Regions from separate parts of the Homo sapiens genome. Here region 1 is linked to region 2. A link is a loop called in an ENCODE intact Hi-C map of the cell type or tissue named here. Cell type or tissue: PC-3. All regions are shown on one strand.

Region 1 (5,000 bases), 180 kb before region 2:
TTGCTGAGGTTGAGAAACCCTGGAAATAGATGTGCCACAATTTACTTAACAAAATCTCTATTAGTGGACATTTGGAGTATTCTCAATTCTATCTACTACAGTAGCAGTGAATACACAAGAATCTATGTGTTTGTGTATCATTCCAAATATTACTTTAGGATAAATGCCTAGAAGAATAATTTCTTGGTAAAAGATTATACCACTGAGAGGTTATATACATTGCCAACTTGAACTATAAAAGGTTATATGAATTTATATTTTTTCCAAGAATATGTGCAGATGAAACCATATTCTTGGAAACCACTCATAACCTCCATTGGATATTATTAATTTATTTAAGCTTTGCCAAACTTTTTGATATATGGATGTCTACTTCTTTATTGTTGTTTGAAATTTATTAATTGCTAGTGAGTTTAACCGTATTTTCAAATGTTTATTGGGCTTTAGTTTTTTTCTTTTGTGAATTGTTCACATCCTTGATAATTTATCTATTGAGTTAGTTATCTTTATCATTGTGATTTGAAAGAACTTTGTCTCTTATATGTGTTAACAAATATTTTTTCCTAGTTTGCCATTTTTATTTTAGCATTTATAATTTTTGGATATGTGGAAGTGTTACATTTGAAAGAAGCAAATTTATCATTATTCAGATATTTCTCCCTAGAGTTTGTGTCATATTTAGAAGTGCTTTCTCCACCCCCAGATGATTAAAAATACACCTATGTTCTCTTCTAGTACTTTTCTAGTTCCTTTTTGGTCTGTTTGTCAGTTTTACATCTAATCATTTACATCTAGCTCAACTACCTTTAGTATAAATAATGTTAACCTACTGACTTCTAATATAGCTATCACAGCTTCACAGGAACAAGTCGAATGGAGATTCTCATTGCCAAGAATAAGTTTCTAACCTCACCATCTGTAATCCATTCTGGAACACTAGCCAAATTTCTTCATAACATCACCCACAGGCAGGAATGATGCCTAACACTTGTTAAGTGTTAAGCTTGTTAAGTTTAATAACTTATGAGATTTCACAGTATTTTTTATATTTCACATTATTTTATGTATTCATATTATTTCATTTAGTCACATTTCATATTGTTTTATTTTACCTTCACAACACACCTTAAAGCAGGTTGTATTATCCCCACTTTACGGATGAGGCACACTTTAGGCTGTCAGCTTGGCTGTACATGTCTTGAGAATGGTCACTATTTTCTCCCCTCTAGTGTGGGACACTAGATTTATTGAATAAATGCCTGGATGGCCTGAGGCTACTTTACTATGTAAAGGAGATGAGCAGATTGGTTGGATGGTTGGTACTTCTTATCTTTACTTGATTTGGCTATAACTTAATCCCAACATCAGCCTCAAGACAAATTGCCTGCAAAATACTAGCTGATTTGGTTATACTATTTATCCTTTTTGTGCATATATATGTATAAAGATATGTCAATTTATTGCTAATTTAAAATAACACCAAATTAAAATTAGCATGGGATGTGGATGTTTAAGGATCAATAAGTTAATACTTTTGAGAGATTTAGAGTCCGTCAGCTCACATGTTTGGGGGGAGCTTACACACTACAGTTATTGCTAGAACACTAAACAGGATATCTTGGTGAGAGAGAGAGAGAGAAAGAATGAAATTTGTATCCAAATAAATCATAATCATATTTTTATCTAAAAACATTTCTACTTCTGTCCAAGAAAGATAGACAATTCAATTCTTTTGCAAATGACTTGCTACAGTCCCCTGATCACAATAAAATTTAACTCCTAACTACATATTCCCAACATATGGACCACAAGCCAAATTAATTCCCGACTACTAGCCCACTGGAAGGGAAATGCCTAGATGACTTCAAAGTGCTTATAACTGCATGAAGACCAGGGCCACTTTGTACGTGGCTATGGAAACGGGCAGTAGTGTTGGTGTCCTTAAAATCAAGTCCACTCACTTGGCCAAAATGATCATGTGCCAAATTATCAAGGAACATTGTATGAGTGATATGAGGAGATCTTCAGATGCATGCCCCTTTGACTTGTGATTGAATGGTTAGGGCCAGAAGTGGATAGATTCTGACTTTTTGAGTGGTCAGCACTATCGCCATTATTTTTTGGGGAAAATTCTTCTATGAGAAAATGCTAGGAGTATGTCCAAACAGAAGCCTTTTGTATTCATAGCTAGTTGCATCCGTAACCACCAGACAAGAGGTAAAAACTGATAAAAGCTACAGCCTTGGGGATATAACTCTGTCCCTGAGGTCTCCTCAGAGCCTCAGCTTTATACAAAATTTCTATTCCACTCTCAGGCAGCTGTTCAAAGTACAAGAATCTATTTCCCTGATGGGCAAGGAATCTCAGGATAGAAAACATATTCAGAACAAGATTACAGAATTGTACTTTTTCTTCAGTAAAAAAACCATTTTTTTTTCTTGCTTCTACAGAACATCCACAGCTGAGTCCAAATACATTTCAGTCAGATGTCCTTAAGAAAACAAGGTCTTTGGGGCTGATCTCAGACACACTGCAAAGCTCTGTTTGAGACTTTCTTTCCCATTCCTGTTGTCTCAGCCTGTTGCTTCATCTTCCAGAATCCTTTAAAGTTACCTTTTCTTTGGATTTACTACGAGGTTCAGTGCCACCAGGTGGTTCTTCCCAATTCTTCATGTTAGTCAAATTCCTGGTTTGACTTTGCCACTTAAGGACTTAGCTCTGTTCCTGAATCTTGGTCTGAGTTAATCTTGATCTGAGTTAAGTCCTGGATGGCAGAAGATGGAATGAAGGGGTGGAAGGGGCAGAAGATTAAACAGAATATCAATTAGAAGCTGTGTTTGTGGTGCTTATATTTTCAAGTAAGAGAAAATCCCAACCCAAACTCCCAATAAAAAGGGGACTTACTAGTTATCATAACTTCACATTAGTAATAGATAATTTTCAAAACAATTCCACATGTATTATTTCACTTTATTATAAAATACTCCTCTTTGCAAAATTGTTTATCACCGCACTTCAACTGAAAAAGTGCAATTCCAAAGGTGTGTTGCCAAGGGTTACGTGGCCACTAGGTGGCGAGATGAGATTCAGATTGAGGCTTCGGAACTGGTGCTCTACTATACCTCGCCACTACCAGGATTGTTTTAAATGAGAGTTGGAAGTGGGAAACAAAAAGAAGAAAATGCAGAATAAGAAGGCAGTGAGGGGGGAGACTCTGGCTCATTTCAATTAAGGACAAATTGTATAGATTTATGTTTTTTTAAAAATGGGGAGAAATTACTGAGAGCAAGAATGGGGAGAGTGTGGTAGGGAGCTGGCTTCCTAGAGAAGGCTGGGGAATGGGGCTGGTGTTGGGGTGGGAGTCAGCAACTAAAGGCCAAATCCACCTCTTCATGGTCTGACCTTCCAATGATACAAACCCTGCACATACAATGCGTTCCTTATATTTTGGCTTCTATTTGCTTATGTTGAAACAGGTCTTTATGAACTTATACCATACAAAGATGTGGTCTCATGTTTGTCAAAACAATTATCCAAGGTCACACAGACCATTTGCAGATATTTCAACTCAAGAGCTCTGTCCTCACCTGTCACAGTAGGGACACTTTCATTCAGAAGGAGGGAAACCAAGTGAGAAAGGGCAGAAAGGAGTCACCTTTATATTGAATTGCTTAAAATGAGTTCAGCTAGTCTCCTGAACTTTGCCAGTGCTGCCTTCATAGCTGACAACAGCTTTCTTTTGATTTGAAGTTTTGCTTTCCTTGTAAGATCTTTAAAAACACACACACACACACCAAAAACCCTTTCCTCCAAGAGTTTTCATTAATTCAGGATGAGTTAGTCCTTATGCTTCTGTTTTTCTGCCTGTGACATGGTTTGTGGTCAGCTGCTAGATTAAATAGTGAAGGCTCACTCTGAAGATCTCAATTGGAGCCACAAAGAAGTTACTGAAAGAAAGAGAAACAGAAAGAACTGAAGAGTCGTTGTGTAATCACCCACATAAAACAACTTGGCTCTAGGTGACTGGTGTGGCGTATTTGATTAAAACCCTTTTCAAAATGACCTTTTCTCCACCCGCGTGTACTATGCATCTTTCAAAGTCTGAGCTAGGAGGCTTGATAAGAAAGGGCAAGCCTTGACAGGGCTTCTGGGGTGTGATTCACTTGATAAACTTGCAGACCCTGGTGCAGGGCTTGGAGGTGAAAGTGGGAAAGATAAAGCAGAAAATGCAGAATAGTTAGGTAGTGAGGGAGGAGACCTCCCTCTTCAGGGCTGACTGCGCTGACCTTTGGGAGCACTCTCTTTTTTGACTTCCTTCCAGTTGCGTGTGTGTATGCGTGCATGGGGAAGTGTAGAGGACATCTTCTTAATCTCTACCTTGTGCTCAGATGATACAAGCTAGTAATTCAGGGGCATCGCACATACACACAAACTGTAACTCAAGCTTGAAAGGAATCAACTCAAGACAGAAACAATATTTCAGAGATCCTAGCATATACATTCACTTGAATACACATGTATTCTCCCATCCTCATATTTCCATGTAGACCTTAGCATAGACATCTTTACTCATTTTTTAATGTATTTGCAATGTGGGTTTGACAGAGATGAGTATTTCAAAAGTATTACCTGGGATGTAGTTTTATATACTTGTCTCACTGAAATATAGAAATCTAATCAGTAGAAAAACTATACAAGGATGATAGGCCCCTATATACTATGATTTAAGGGGCTTTTAGAAAAAGATTTCCAGATTTTTTTTGAAATTACATCCAGTCAGAAGACTATAGCATTTTTTCTGTTAGTGGTTGCCAGCTTAGTTTCCACATTTTAAAATGAGGCTACTGAGAACTACAGTGACTGAAAAGCTTTCATTGCAGCAAAAACATATTAATATGATCCCGTATCTGTGCCTAACGCTGGGACTTGTATTGCTGTAGCAAACTGGTTTTGTCATTTAGAGTCATTTTTTCAAATTTCACAAGGAGAAGATTATCACA
Region 2 (5,000 bases):
GCCACTGAGCTCCAGCCTGGGCGACAGTGCGAGACTCTGTCTCAAAAAAAAAAAAAAAAAAAAAAGACATTTATGCAGCCAACAAAAATATGAAAAAAAAATCTCATCATCACTGGTCATTAGAGAAATGCAAATCAAAACCACAATGAGTTACCATCTCATGCCAGTTAGAATGGCGATCACTAAAAAGTCAGGAAACAACAGATGCTAGAGAGGATGTGGAGAAATAGGAATGCTTTTACACTGTTGGTGGGAGTGTAAATTAGTTCAACCATTGTGGAAGACAGTGTGGCGATTCCTCAAGGATCTAGAACCAGAAATACCATTTGATCCAGCAATCCCATTACTGGTATATACCCAAAGGATTATAAATCATTCTACTATAAAGACATATGAACATGTATGTTTATTGCAGCACTGTTCACAATAGCAAAGACTTGGAACCAACCCATATGTCCACCAATGATAGACTGGATAAAGAAAATGCGGTACATATACACCATGGAATACTGTGCAGCCACAAAAAGGATGAGTTCATGTCCTTTTCAGGGAAATGGATGAAGCTGGAAACCGTCATTCTCAGCAAAGTAACACAGGAACAGAAAACCAAACACTGCATGTTCTCACTCATAAGTAGGAGTTGAACAACGAGAACACATGGACACAGGGAGGGGAACAGCACACACTGGAACCTGTCGGGGTGGGGGGCGAGGGGAGGGATAGCATTAGGAGAAATACCTAATGTAGATGATGGGTTGATGGGTGCAGCAAACCACCATGGCACGTGTATACCTATGTAACAAACCTGCATGTTCTGCACGTGTATCCCAGAACTTAACGTATAATTTTAAAAAAACTTTAAAAAAGCAAATAATCATTGTAATAAAGTTATTCTCCTGCATACAAATATAAAAATAAAACCATGGAGATATATAAGTTGATATAAAATATGCTATAAAATATGCTTGTGGAGAGCTATACTTAAAATAACTGGATGCATAAGAATTTGAGTTTGGCACTTGTAGCCTCTCAGCACTCTGTGAAGAAGTAAGCAACATAGGGGCCATTATACAGAGGTCATATTTGGGGCCATTATACAAAGGTCATATTATACAGAGGTCAACATAGGGGCCATTATACAGAGGTCATATTATACAGAGGTCATATTTGGCTCATTTGTATAATAGTGCATCAAAATAATACTGTGCCCTTTTTCTTCTTCACTCATAACCTCACTTTTCCAAAGTGATTACTTTCAGGCCAGGTGCAGTGGCTCATGTCTGTGAGCAGTGGCTCACCAGCACTTTGGGAGCCCAAGGTGGGAGGATTGCTGGAGGTCAGGAGTTCAAGACCAGCCTGGGCAACATAGCAAGACACCCATCTCTACAAAAAAAAAATTGTTTTTAAACATGAAAACTTTTGATGGCTAAGAGGAAGGACTTTTGATTCAATAAGCCTAAGTTCAGTTACAGTATTTTCTATTCCAGCATTTTCTAGCTGTGAGATTCTGGGCAGGGTATGTAAACAGCTATTGATTTCCTTATTGGGAAAGTGCAAATAATAGTAGTGACCTTACAGATTTGATATAAGAAATAAGTAAAAGAATGCATGCAAAATATTGGTCCAGTGTCAAAAATATAGTAAGCACTCAATTAAACCTAACCGTTAGTATTATTTCTGCAAATAAGTTCAGTCATATGAAGTTGCCATTTTTGCTTGTCAATAATGGTCAAATATCAGCACTTTCTTCTAGTTCAACCTAATGCACACCATGAAAATCTTTCTAATCTTGAGACCTGGTGGTTTACTTTCCAAAGCTTTGATTTAATGAGCTGGAAGCCTGCACCTGCTTTCCTAACCCTTAGCAACATTTAGAATTCTCTGAACCTAAAAGCATTTGTCATCTTGTACTATTTCTTTCATTATTGGGAGCAAGGCTCTTCTGTGTCAAATTCCCCCTGTGAGAATCTGGGTTTTTGCTGTTCTTACCAAGAGATGGGCAAACTACAGCTATTGGCCACATTGGTTGCCACCCACTTTTGTAAATAAAGCAATGTTGGAACAACAGCTATGCTTGTGGGAAAACACTGTTTCTCTACACTCACACAACCCTTCTGACCCCAAATATGTGGATTTTTTCCCACACCAAATAATTCTGCAATTCTCTGGACACCAGCTAGATGTCCTACAATTCAACTCAATTCTGACACTACCTGGAGTTAGTGTCAAATCCCACAAGTTAAGGGCTCAGTCCCATAAGACTATGCCCACCTCAAATGCCAGTCACAAGTCCAGCCATCCACACTTCTGGACGACCAGCTATAAATTGAGGATTCCCACGGCCCACTCCTCAGGTTTGATAATTTGCAAGGGTGGCTCAAAGAACTCAAAAAAAAGCACTTCACTTAATGTTTACCAGTTTAGTATAAAGGATACAAATCAGGAAGAGCCAGATGGAAGAGATGCACAGGGCAAGTTATGGGGTAAGGGGGCACATGGAGCTTCTGTGCCCTCTCTGGGTACACCAACCTCCCAGTACCCTGATGTGTTCACCAATCCTGACATTCATCAAATCTCTTTTTTCAAGAGTTTTTATAGAGCTTAATCTCCAGCTCCCTCCTCACCTTCCCAGAAGTCTGTGGCTGGGGTAAAATTTCCAATCAGTTGGTTTTTCTGGTGACCAACCAGCCCCATCTTGAGGATATCTAGGGACCCCACCCTAAGTCACCTCATTAGAGTAAACTCAGGTCTGATTAAAAGGGGCTCTTTATGACTCACAAAAGACACTCCTATTACTCAGGAAATTCCAAGGATTTTATGAGCTCTGTGGCAGGAACTGGAGACAGAGACCAAATCTATTTCTTATTATACCACAGTGCTTGTTTATTCATGTATTGGCTATGGCTGTTTCTGCCCTACAGCAGCAGAGCTGAGTAGTTGCAACAAAGAGAGCATGGTTCACAAAGCTGAAAATGGTTATTTTCTGGCCCTTTACAAAGTTTGCCTACCCCTGGTTTAGACTACAGGTTTGCAAATTAGAGTACACACTTCTCAAGATCATAGTTCAGGGGGAAAATTCAAACTTCTATTTAAGATTATTGTTCTCTAAAAAAAAAAGGGAAGGGAAACAGGATTTTCTAGTACGTCACATAAGGGCTTACACTGGCCCCCTCATTCCTTCCATCTGTCCTGTCCATGAGACATCTGGAGAGAGTACTGGAATCCCACAATGAGGAGGAATGGTCAGTGGTGCCTCTAGTTTCATTTTTTTGCTATCAGTGTATGGTGACAGATGGCCTCTGCAAATGTCTGTCTACAGATTGTATTATCTAGTGGTAACTGACTTAAATCTCTGAAATGTATAAGTGGCTTTGAAAGATACCAGTAAACAATAATATTAATAAGATAATACTAATAATGCAAGCATCAGAGAGAAAATAAGATTTACATCAGTCACATGAGTAATGAAAATCAATCAAAGCTGATGAAAAATCAGCTAAGAAAAATTTAAAATCATCAAGATTACCTGAAATAAGGGTTTTCATACAGTATGATTAAGAATGGAACTTGTTAAGCATCTATCATGTTTAAGATATTAGTGAATTAAAATATGAAGCATCCTAATTAGCAAGACATTTAGTATCTATTTTTCTTCACCTTTTTCATATTAATTTGCAAATTTGCTTTTATTTGTAATGTACATACTATATTAAACTATACTATAAGCATATAATTTAAAAATAAATACATAACCGAACATATAACAGTAGGTGGGTACTCAAATTTCCCTTTATTTTCTACTTAGATCAGTGCACAATGAGTCGAAATTGGGCACCGTTAGTCTAGGCTTCCATATAGTGGCGCTTCTTTTGTATTCCACAGGGAAGGGATAGAAGCAGAAAAGTTTCTGTGGGATGGAGTTCCTGATGGCATTATTGAGAGTTGTTTTGGCAAAAGTGGTGCTGGGAAATGAGTAAATGATGAAAGAAGTTCAGACACAAAGTTTAGTTTAAAGGAAACGGAAAAGGGGGCAGTTTCTAGGAGTGAACGTGAGATAGAAATGGAATTAAAGGAATTTTTTATTTTTTTCCATACGAAAGAGACTTGATCATGATTAAAAGCTAATAGAGCTGGGCGCGGTGGCTCATGCCTGTAATCTCAACACTTTGGGAAGCTGAGGCAGGCAGATCACTGGAGGGGAGGAGTCGGAGACCAGCCTGGGCAACATGGCGAAACATCCCCCCCGCCCCCGACCGGCCGTCTCTACTAAAAATACAAAAATTAGCTGGGGGAGTGGCGCATGCCTGTAGTCCCCATTACTTGGGAGGCTGATGCAGGAGGATTTCTTGAGCCTGGGAGGCAGAGGTTGTATTGAGTTGAAAGCCCGCCACTGCACTCCAGCCTGGGTGACAGGAATGAAACCTTGTCTCACAAAAAAAAAAAAAAAAAAAAACGGTAATAGAGCCATTGCTTAAAAATTAGCTGTGTTTTGGCTGGGCGTGGTGACTTACGCCTGTAATCCCAGCACTTTGGGAGGCTGAGGTGGGCAGATCACCTGAGGTCGGGAGTTCAAGACCAGCCTGGCCATCATGGAGAAACCCTATCTCTACTAAAAAAATACAAAATTAGCCAGGCATGGTGGTGCATGGCTGTAATCCCAGCTACTAGGGAGGCTGAGGCAGGAGAATCGCTTGAAGCTGGGAGACGGAGGTTGCAGAGAGCCGAGATCATACCATTGCACTCCAGCCTGGGCAAAAAGAGTGAAACTCCGTCTCAAAAAAAAAAAAAAAAAATTAGCTGTGTTCTAATATTAACACCATCTTATTCACATATTATAACACTGGACCTCTTAAATTGTTAGACAAACTTCCTGTGGTCCCTGTGTGTGGAGGAAGAAAATGGGTTGAAATTGTTAAATAATAGCACATGCTGTCTAGTATATGTATATATATGTATATATATATGTGTGTGTGTGTGTGTGTATATGTATATATATGTAT

What was found. Peaks named below come from ENCODE experiments on the same cell type or tissue, not always from the same donor. Only the 100,000 strongest peaks of a DNase experiment are listed, where the experiment ranks them.
Region 1: a loop joins it to region 2, with 9 times the contacts of the local background. A loop is called at or near these places in 3 of 110 quality-filtered maps.

Annotation. Positions count from the first base shown.
Region 1 is chrX:15,141,581-15,146,580 of GRCh38, reverse strand. No RefSeq gene overlaps it. Among named protein-coding and RNA genes, the nearest start is that of ASB9, 130 kb to the left of the region's middle. In PC-3, CTCF peaks have their summits at 2,838 and 3,041 (motif pointing right); no DNase peak of the experiment used is centred here.
Region 2 is chrX:14,961,847-14,966,846 of GRCh38, reverse strand. No RefSeq gene overlaps it. Among named protein-coding and RNA genes, the nearest start is that of MOSPD2, 91 kb to the right of the region's middle. In PC-3, a CTCF peak has its summit at 2,174; DNase peaks (open chromatin) are centred at 2,196, 2,806 and 3,156; H3K4me3 peaks cover 933 bases; H3K27ac peaks cover 2,899 bases.